Linked DNA regions of Mus musculus: region 1 is linked to region 2. A link is a contact called in ENCODE POLR2A ChIA-PET data. All regions are on one chromosome and are shown on one strand. The core of a region is the stretch at or near the end of the contact, and the rest is flanking DNA. Distances in the headings are between cores, read along the strand shown. Region 1 overlaps Triobp (TRIO and F-actin binding protein). Region 2 holds the start of Lgals1 (lectin, galactose binding, soluble 1).

Region 1 (4,557 bases), core at 488-2,987, 62 kb before region 2:
GCATGTAAGCATATGGGTGGGTACATGTATGGCATGTTCGAGTGTGTGTTAGAGGACAACTCTGTGGAGACCGTTCTCTTCCCTTCACCTTTACCCTTCTTAGATTCCTGGAATCAACTCAGGCCACCAAGCTCGCCACGGCAAGCGCTTTAGCGGCTGTCTTTCTGCCTTGACCCTGAACTTCTTCTGATCATCCAGCCTTCAACCTCCTGGGCACTAGAATTACAGGCATGCACCATCATGCCTGTATTATATGATGCTGGGCATCAAGGCCAGAGTCTTGCCTGGTAGGCAACCATTCTATCAACTGAAGTATTTGAAGCTCATTCAGGACCACTCAAGATATCAGAGCTCAGCATAGCACGTGCCTTTCTCCAGTGCCGATGAAGGAAGGTACAGGCTCTGTGAAGTTAAATGCCTACAGGGGCAGTGACTAAGTGGGGCCAGACCTCTGCAAGTCTTTCTCTGCGTGCTGGCCTGACACAGGGTCAAGGACAAAGGCCTCTCAGACAGAAGGACTAGAAAGAGGCCTGGGGCAGGCAACTGAGTGTTGCTCCCCCATCTGTGCTGCGGGCTGGTTACACACATGTTCCGGTGTGAGAGTGCATTGGTTAACCCTCACATTTGTGATTCCGCAGTGTGAGTCCCTGCAGTACCTCTTTTAGGCTGGGAAGCCACATGGGAAAGGGACAGGCAGCCGAGCATCTCATGTGTGTCTCAGACGACTGCTGGCCACTTTCCTGGGATCCTAGTTGCCATCAGCCCACTGCTGGATCAGTGTGTCCTGGTGCAGCCCTCTTGGGGCTCCCCCAACACCACAACCCTGCCTAGGCTATTTCCTATTTTTATCCCATAGGGACATGATACGGTTTCTAGCATTTGAGGGTGATGCTTTCTACTTCTTCCCAGGGGTCTCCCCTGAGAAACAGGGTTTAAGCACCAAATGCCCAGAGTGTGAGTGTTGCCTTGCCATGTGTCTCTCAGCAAGGGTCACCACCTCCCCAGCCTTCACTGTTCTGACTCTACACTGGGAATGGCAAGAAGTCTAGATTTTGGGTCAGGCTACAGGTTATCTGTCGTTCCCCCCACCCAACCTGCTCCCTCCTCCCCGCCCGAGACAGGGTTTCTCTGTGTAGCCCTGGCTGTTCTGGAACTCACTTTGTAGACCAGGCTGGCCTTGAACTCAGAAATCCGCCTGCCTCTGTCTCCCAAGTGCTGGGATTAAAGGCGTGTGCCACCACTGCCTGGCACTCTTAAAACAATCTTGCTCCTGGAGTGGACTAAGGTACCACTTGGGAACTCAAGTGTCTCTGTGAAGTGAGGAGGGTTCTATGGATAATGGTTTCTTGGTTGTCTAGGTCAGCTCTGTCCCTAATTGTAACAGAAGATGGATGAAGCTCTGAGGGCCCCAGGTTCTAGGCCTGGGCTGCCCAGGGTATCACTCAGCCTGGAAGAGAGCTCACTCTTGTGGCTCCGACTCCCATCTGTACATGAGGGGCTGGGGCTGGCTGCCCTCCCAAGGCCCTTCCAGTTTGGACATTCCAAAACCCAGTGAAAGAGCATGAGTAATGGCCAGTTCTGGGTGGTGCCCATAATCCCTCTGCCCTCCAGGGACTTGGGGTAGGGAGGCCAGAAAGGGGTCACTGGCAGGGCGCCAGGCCTTGTGTGAGCCTGGCCAGCAGCCACTAAGGGATGGCAAGCAGGCAGCGGGGACAGAAGGCTGCGGGGAATTAAAGCGCGTGGGCAGGAAACACAATGCGATTCCCCTTGGCTCTGAGCCCTGCCCAGCATGCGGACCGCATGCAGATCTGATGCAGATCCGAGCCATGGGCACATGCAGGCAGAGTAGGCGGAAAGCCAGTTTAGCTCCCAGCCTCCGGCTTTGCCTGGCCGCTGAAAGAGCAGAGCTGGTGAACGGCACCACCTCAGCTATTTCCAAGGCCAGTCACAGTAGACTGGAAAGACGGAGGGGTGATGAACTAAGCTTAGAAGCTTCCGGCTCCTCACGCAGTCACCTCTGTGAGTGACTCTGTTCTCCATCATACCCATGTCACAGATCTGCTGACTGAGGCTGTGGTTCCACCGACAGGTCTGGCCTGTGTCCTGTGCCCTACTCTGTACTGTCTGGAAGTTGGTACAACTCAGGTACAACTCGGGAAGCCTTCACCCCAGACCCTCAGACTCCTGTCAAGCATTGTCATGAGGAAGGAGAGCCAAGATACTCCTGTCGAGAGCTAAAGATGGGATCTGGAGCGTGCATGGCAGGGAGGCTCCACCCTGTGCCTCACATGTTAAGACTCATGAGGAAGCCTAGAGCCAGCAACCTGTCCCTCCTAAGCATTCACTAAGCCTCTCCCTCGACCAGAAATTCAACTCCATTAGGGTTTTCACTGGCCCTCCCATCGGACCCCTTTACCCACCCCAAGAGCCTCTCCACGGAAGCCCTGCATCAGCCCGGCCAGTCCCTCCCCTCCAGTCTCCTACCTCTCCAGGCTCATCCAAGATTGACATCCATCCTTTCTTGAAGTTGAGCAGATCGGGCTACAGGAAGATGAGAAGGCAAATGGTCAGACTCAGTGTGAAAGCCGACGGGGCTGCTAGAAGGGAATGCGACAGTCATCCTGTCGTAGTCCTGGTGACACTGAGGTCCTGGGAGACCAACGGCGAGGGCAAAGGACCCAGAGAACTTAACTCTCCTCACCTACCCCCAAACCAAGCAGACTCCCCGCCACTGAGACAGCCTTAGACCTTTCCCCCAGCATCTCCCCCTCCCCAGGTGTCCAAGCTCCCCGGCCCTACCCAAGATGGGGAGAGGGAGAGACAAAAGGAACTTTTCCTATAAAGAGAGCCCCAGGGAATCCAGAGAGCAGCCTCGAGAAATAGCCTAGTCCTCTTCGGTAAGATCTAGGTGGGCCACGCGGAACACAACCCAATGTTCTGTCCAGGCCACCACTCCTACCCTTCCCTCATCTCCTAGAGACCCTGAAAGGTTGAGCCAGGCCAGGCTGAGGGCAGATATTCTAAGGCCTCTTCCCCTTACGTCTCCTTAGACAGGCCATAGCACCTCAATCCTGGCAAGCCCTACCTGGCGGGTCCTACCCAGAGATGCATAGCCCTGAAGTCTGGGAGGCCCCAGCTGTAGCATGTTCCACAGGGAGGCTGTGAGCTAGCTCTCTCTGCCCGGGCCTACATGTGGGGGATCATCCTGGCAGTTTCCCGACCCGCTCATCTGGTGGATATCATCCACCAGACCCTCTCTGACCACTGGGGCCCCTCTCCTATCTAGGTCTCTTATCCTTTAGTAGCCTCAGCTCCTGCTCGCTGGCAGGGAGAACAGGGCAGGCCAAACAGGCTGGCGGGGAGGAGGTGGCCACCTGTTGCCATGGCTCTGAGCCCACCTATCAGAGTGTGCATCGAGTGAGCCTCACCAGGCCAAGGTGTCTGGTTGCATGAAGAGAGTCAGTGGGACAGTGTAGCAGGGTGCAGGTGGCAGCTGGGAACCAGAGCCACCTGACCCAGCCACCTCTGTGGGCCTGCACTCCTTTAGAGAACCCCGATTTCCTCAGGCAGAGTCAGTGTGCTGAAAGCATACCCCAGCCAGTAGCCTAAACACCTAGAGCTATCCACAGCCAGAGTTGGGGCTCCCTCATCCTGTATACCTGTCTGAGGGAGAAGGTGGGCTGTGCTCCAAGCCCGGAAACCCTGAGGCTGTGATCGTCCTGTTTGCTTTCTCTTCTGTCAGACCGTCTCCCATCTGTGACAAGGCGACCCAGGATGATCCCTGGCTAAAACTGAAGGCTGTAACCACCCATATCTGGCTCCATTTCCCTTCATCTCGGACCTCCCACAAACACAGCCTCAGGACCTGGAGGAAAGGCCTAACCACAACAGGTATCAGGAGAGGCTGTGTAGGAAGAGGTTTTTTTAACCTCCTTTATAAACATTCCTGTGCTTTGGGGCAGATCCCCTGACCCCCACACTGACTCCAAACAGCCAAAAGCCGGCACCATGGGGCTAATCCGAAGGAGAAGGTCACCAGGCACAGTGACAGGGATGCAGAATGCTGCATACCAAGTATACATAATAGCAACAACCATCTCCCTTTGTGACATGTGTGGCCCCCTCCAGCTTCTGGATCATATGTGGCAGATGACCACGGGTTCTGCCCCAGCCTCAGTCTTCCAGAGGGATAGAATGTACCACAGTCTGGGCAGCCAGGTGACTCAAGACCAGTAACAACGAAGGCATGTCAGATCTGGTGTGACCTAGCTAGCAACTTGAGGGAAAGAAGACCAGCAGAGTGAGTGTCCCATCCTTCTGGGAGGGGAACCTAGGGGCAGGGTTAAAATATCTCACAAGAACCAGGGAGGTGGTTCAGCCAGCAAAGCATACTCCACACAAGCACGTGGACCCAAGCTACGACCCCCTAGCACCCATATCAAAAGCTGGATTCGATGGGACATGCCTATGATCCCAGTGCAGAAACGCAGACTCAGGAGCCATTCGGTTTGCTGTTGGCCAAACTAAACTGGAAAGCTAAAGATGCACAGAGAGATC
Region 2 (4,554 bases), core at 1,624-4,123:
GTTGGATGGTGCTAGACCCCAGCTCACTGAGAAAATGCAACATCAGCAGCTGGCTATGGACATGCCATGTTGAAACTCAAGCAACAGGAAGGCCAGGAACTTCGATTCTACTTCTGGTCTCACCATGTGAACTGAGCTAGACCCTGCAGATTCTCTCTGACTGTACAGTGGTGGTGGTGGTGGTGGTGGTGGTGGTGTGTGTGTGCGCACTAGGGGAGCTCTCTCCCAGACATTGATAGTTGTCAACCCCTTTGGTCAAGAGGGGAGATTCTCCAGATGGTGTCCTATCTGTCTTGTGTATCTGAGTCCCTGGTGCCGAGTACAGCGCAGGGCACACCATAGATTTTCCCTCACTGTGGAGAAGAAGCGTAAATAAGAATACGGAGTTTGAGCCTTTAATCCCAGCACTCGGGAGGCAAAGGCAGGCGGATTTCTGAGTTCGAGGCCAGCCTGGTCTACAAAGTGAGTTCCAGGACAGCCAGGGCTATACAGAGAAACCCTGTCTTGAAAAACCAAAAAAAAAAAAAAAAAAAAATGGAGTTTGGCTGGCTGTGGTGGTGCACGCCTTTAATCCCAGCACTTGGGAGGCAGAGGCAGGTGGATTTCTGAGTTCGAGGCCAGCCTGGTCTACAAAGTGAGTTCCAGGACAGCCAGGACTATACAGAGAAACCCTGTCTTGAAAAACCAAAAAAACAAACAAACTAACAAAAAGAATACGGAGTTTGTTGCACGGAGCCTGGTAGCGGTGTTCACCGTGGAGGTATGGTAGGAAGAGGCGAAAGGGCTCAGGAACTTACTAACAACAGACAACAGACAGCAGCAGCTGCCTGCTTGATGGAACTGGCCCTGGCTCTCTCCCCTCCACCACTTTCCCTCTGGCTTTATTAGGAACCCCAGGCTCTTAGGGGTGTGGAATATGGAAGTACACACTTTCTATCCCAGCTCTGGGGAGACGAGACATGTGGGTCTTCGTGGAGGCCAGCCTGGTCAACACAGATTCCATGCTAGCCAGGGCTATATAAGGAGACCCTGTCTTCGGAGAAGAAAAGAAAAGAAAAAAAAAAGTCGAGGCCTCGTGAGCTTGGGTGACTGGTCCAAACTCACATGGCTGCTGGGGGCGGGGGGGGGGGGGCGGTGGGGCGGTATGAATGAGGAGGAAGCTCTGGAAAAAAGATTGAGCCCCTGCAGGGCACCCTCAGGCAGCAGGCACGTGGGTGACCACTCCCTCAACGCCTCTCCCCCGCTCCCTCGCGCCACCCCCGCCCCCCCCCCCGCGGAAGGGGAGGGGCAAGCCGGAGTCGTTGAAGCAGCAGCTGCTTTAGTTTAAGAAACTTCAGCCGGGAGAAAGGAGGCGGGAGGGAGGGGGAGACCACGGCGACGTCGACTAGACCCAGCGAGGAAGTGACTCACCCAGAAAACGCAGCATCTGCAGCTGCCCGTTAACCAGCTGCGGGCTGGGGAATGAGCGGTTCCGGCCGGCCACGCCCATCGCAACCTAAATCTGCGAACCTGGCCCCCTGCCCGCTCCATTCTTTTCTCCAGTCTCACCTCTTGGCGTCCGAGGCCACCTCTCCCCGAACTTTGAGACATTCCCCAGGTTTGAGATTCAGGTTGCTGGCGACCAGACCCTGTGTAGACAAGAGCACCGAGCTGTGTTTAGGTTGGAGTTAGACCTACCTGCATTGGGCTGGGGTGTAGGGATGGGGTCATTCCCACCCTGGAGTACCCTGACCAGCCCTAGGGGAAGCCCGAGGTGGGATGGGCTGGTCAGGATAGGGTGTAAGTTGATGGGGAACGACTTCATTCCCAGCAGGGTGTCAAACTTGTGACTGTCCTACAGAACAAGCCCTAAAAGACATCAGCTTGGAGACCTGGACTTAGAGTGGAGGGGAGATGGAGTGTGACTTCCTAAATCCTCATTTTGCTGATGGAAGGATTAGGCGACCACTAGCCTAAGGCCTTGCTTCTCTGAGATAGAGAAAACAGCCTTTGCCTCCCCAATCGGCTTCAAGGCTCTCTGCTTAGATGCACACCATCGGGAGGGAGCGGAGAGGCTGAGGGGCGGTGGGACTGGGCAGCCCGAGAGTGGCAATGTGGACTTAGCACGCTAGAGAGCCCAGTACATATCAGGGCACTGCTGTGCACCTACCTGGGTGAGTTGACAGGAGTTCATTTGGGCAAGGGGTTTCTTTGACATTTGAACCCTATACCTGAGGGCTTGCCTGTCTGTGCAAATGCATGCAGTTTCCTCCGCCCAGCCCTGACCCGCCTCCACTGACCAGCCTGGAGCCTATCTTAGGCCCGGGAGGGTTTTTTTTTTTTTTTTTTTAGTTTTCTGGAGCAGAGGGTGACCAACTGAGCCCTGGCCCTGTGACTGGGGACAGCTGCAGCGGGGGAGGGGTCAGGAGACTCTAGAGTGGAGAGGAAGAGTGAACAGGGAATGGCCTTGGCCAAAATGTCCCCCTGCCTCCCTTTTCCCCGGGTGGCCACACCCTTCCCACTCCCACTTCTCAGAAAACGGCAAAGCAGCAGAATACTGGACTTTGCAAGGCAGGTATGCGGCCAGAACTACGAGAAGTCCAGAACATTCTTAAGCCAGAGACGCTTAAGGTTTCAGGGGGGAACAGTGACAGCCACCCCCATTTTACAGATGTAGCCACTGAGGACCAGAGAAAACACCTGTCCAAGGCAGCACAGCTGGGACCAGAAGCAAGTCCCCAATTGTCTACTCTCCTGTGCCCATCTGCTTCTGCTCAGTCCCCTAGACCTTGGAACAGAGGGTCCCGCACTCACACAGGCCATGATTGAAGCTGAAGCGAAGAGATTCCTGAGACCTGCTCCACCAGCAGTCAGAAGACTCCACCCGAGAGACGGGCCCCAGGCCCGCTCCGACCTTTTTAACTGGATCAGACCCGGTGAGTCCCGCCCCTCCCCGGGAGTTCAGCCAATTGCATGTCAGGACAAGGATGGGGGCCACCAGAAGTGGAGTCTATGGATTATAAAGTCAATTTTGGAGCAGAGGTGACCAGTCAGAGAGGAGACCCCCCCTCCTAGCCCCTCCCTCAGGGTCCTGGCGCCGCCTCTTATTCTTCTCCATCCCTCTTTCCACTAAAAAAAGATTTGTGCTGTGGCAGAGATTGGGGGAGCCAATGGAAAATAGTTTAAGGATGAGTTAAACCTAAGAGTTGGCGGGATAGGGCCTGGGGCCAGCAGGGAGAAAGCCCCTAGGTCCCAGCGCAGCTGGTGGGGGAGGGGGATGTGTGTATAGATGCCTGCAGAGAATTAGAGCAAGGCTCTCTGAAGAGGCTGCCGCCTGGCAGGCCAGGGTGTGGCTCTCGCTGTGACTCCCACTGTGGGCTTCTGCGGGAGGACTGAGGAGGACCACAAAGCACAGGCCCCACCAGGGCTTTCCCCGGAAGCAGAGGACTGTGGCTACGGCTCAGTGCAGCTCACTAGGGCTAAAGAAAGCCTGGGCTGGGCGCCAGGCCTGAGGCTGGTGTCCTTGGCTCATACCTTGGACTTCACCCCACTGCAGGGCCTGCAGAGAGTTCTGAGTGCCTTGGCTGTGACATCCCCGGGGCCTGAGAGGCAAGCCTCGGGGCAGTCCAGGGTGTGCCAGATGTGCCCCCTTGGTCTCATTCCCACTTTTAGAGAAGAGACTTGGCCATCCCTTCCCATTCATTTAGCAGTTATTTTCCTGAGCCCCTACTGTGTGTCTAGCTCCGTGCTGGCCTCAGAGGGCATGAAGATGAGCCCCTCCCAGGCCCTGCTCTCAGAATTCACGGTTTGGATAGAATGTGACTATGCGTTGAATTAAGAAATAACACCGCACTGGCACTGAGCAGGGCAAACACTCACCATGGTGGGGTAGAGACTGACATATGAAGCAGGGATTTGAAAGGACCCAGCATTCCAACTGGGCAAAGGCTTGGAGATGAGAAGCCCGTGCCTGGGGAACGAGCTGCTTACCATGTAGGAGAAAGCTGGGCGTTAAAGATCATGAAGGGTCTTGTGGGCCAGGTAAAGGGTTTCAGTGTCTTTTACCTGAGGGTCTTGGGGAGCTACAGAGGGTCATGGGGTGACATGAGAGACTTAGGGAGGTTCACTGAGCAGAGCGGAGGGTGTGTGATAATACAGGCACTTCAAAGCTGCTCTTGCCAAAAAGCCTGGATTCCTCCCGTGCCCTGGAAGGTTACTGAAAGGGTGAGTCTGCCCTCTCTGCCTTTGTCTTTGTATCTCTGTCTCCTTCCTTTGGCTCAGGCTCTCGCTTCCCTCCGCCTTCCTGACCTGACCATCACCCTTCTAAGCCAAAGGCACGAAGACTAGTCACTGTCTCAAAAATGCCGAGCCAAGCCTTGCAGGACAACCCCTCCCCCACCGGAGTGTTCCTGAGGTAACTGCACACCCGGGAGAAGGAGTGACCCTCTCCCTAGAACTTACACATCCCCTTAAGCAATATGACTTCTTTAAGCCATCGTACAGAGCCAGTCAGTCAGCCCAGGTATGCATACCTCTTGTTATCTGTGCTGATTCTTTCAATATTTAAACTTAAAC

The links. ChIA-PET counts read pairs that join two places held with the same protein, here RNA polymerase II (POLR2A).
Region 1: POLR2A ChIA-PET joins it to region 2 with 11 read pairs in Patski. The contact joins the enhancer-like site here to the promoter of Lgals1 in region 2. POLR2A ChIA-PET finds 5 or more read pairs at or near these places in 4 of 5 experiments (Patski and embryonic stem cell).

Annotation. Positions count from the first base shown.
Region 1 is chr15:78,985,876-78,990,432 of GRCm38, reverse strand. Triobp (TRIO and F-actin binding protein) reads right to left here. Exons shown (of 25, transcript NM_001039156.1): 13 at 2,485-2,541. Among named protein-coding and RNA genes, the nearest start is that of Mir6956, 14 kb to the left of the region's middle. Within about 2 kb of position 1,737, at least 3 of the 3 ENCODE cell types and tissues checked have a DNase peak (open chromatin) inside an H3K27ac peak, as active enhancers do.
Region 2 is chr15:78,925,044-78,929,597 of GRCm38, reverse strand. It overlaps Lgals1 (lectin, galactose binding, soluble 1), which reads right to left and starts at 2,873. Exons shown (of 4, transcript NM_008495.2): 1 at 2,794-2,873; 2 at 1,549-1,628. The coding sequence starts at 2,802. It overlaps Gm30368 (a long non-coding RNA gene), which reads left to right and starts at 1,627. Exons shown (of 6, transcript XR_003951546.1): 1 at 1,627-2,554; 2 at 2,651-2,915; 3 at 4,261-4,393.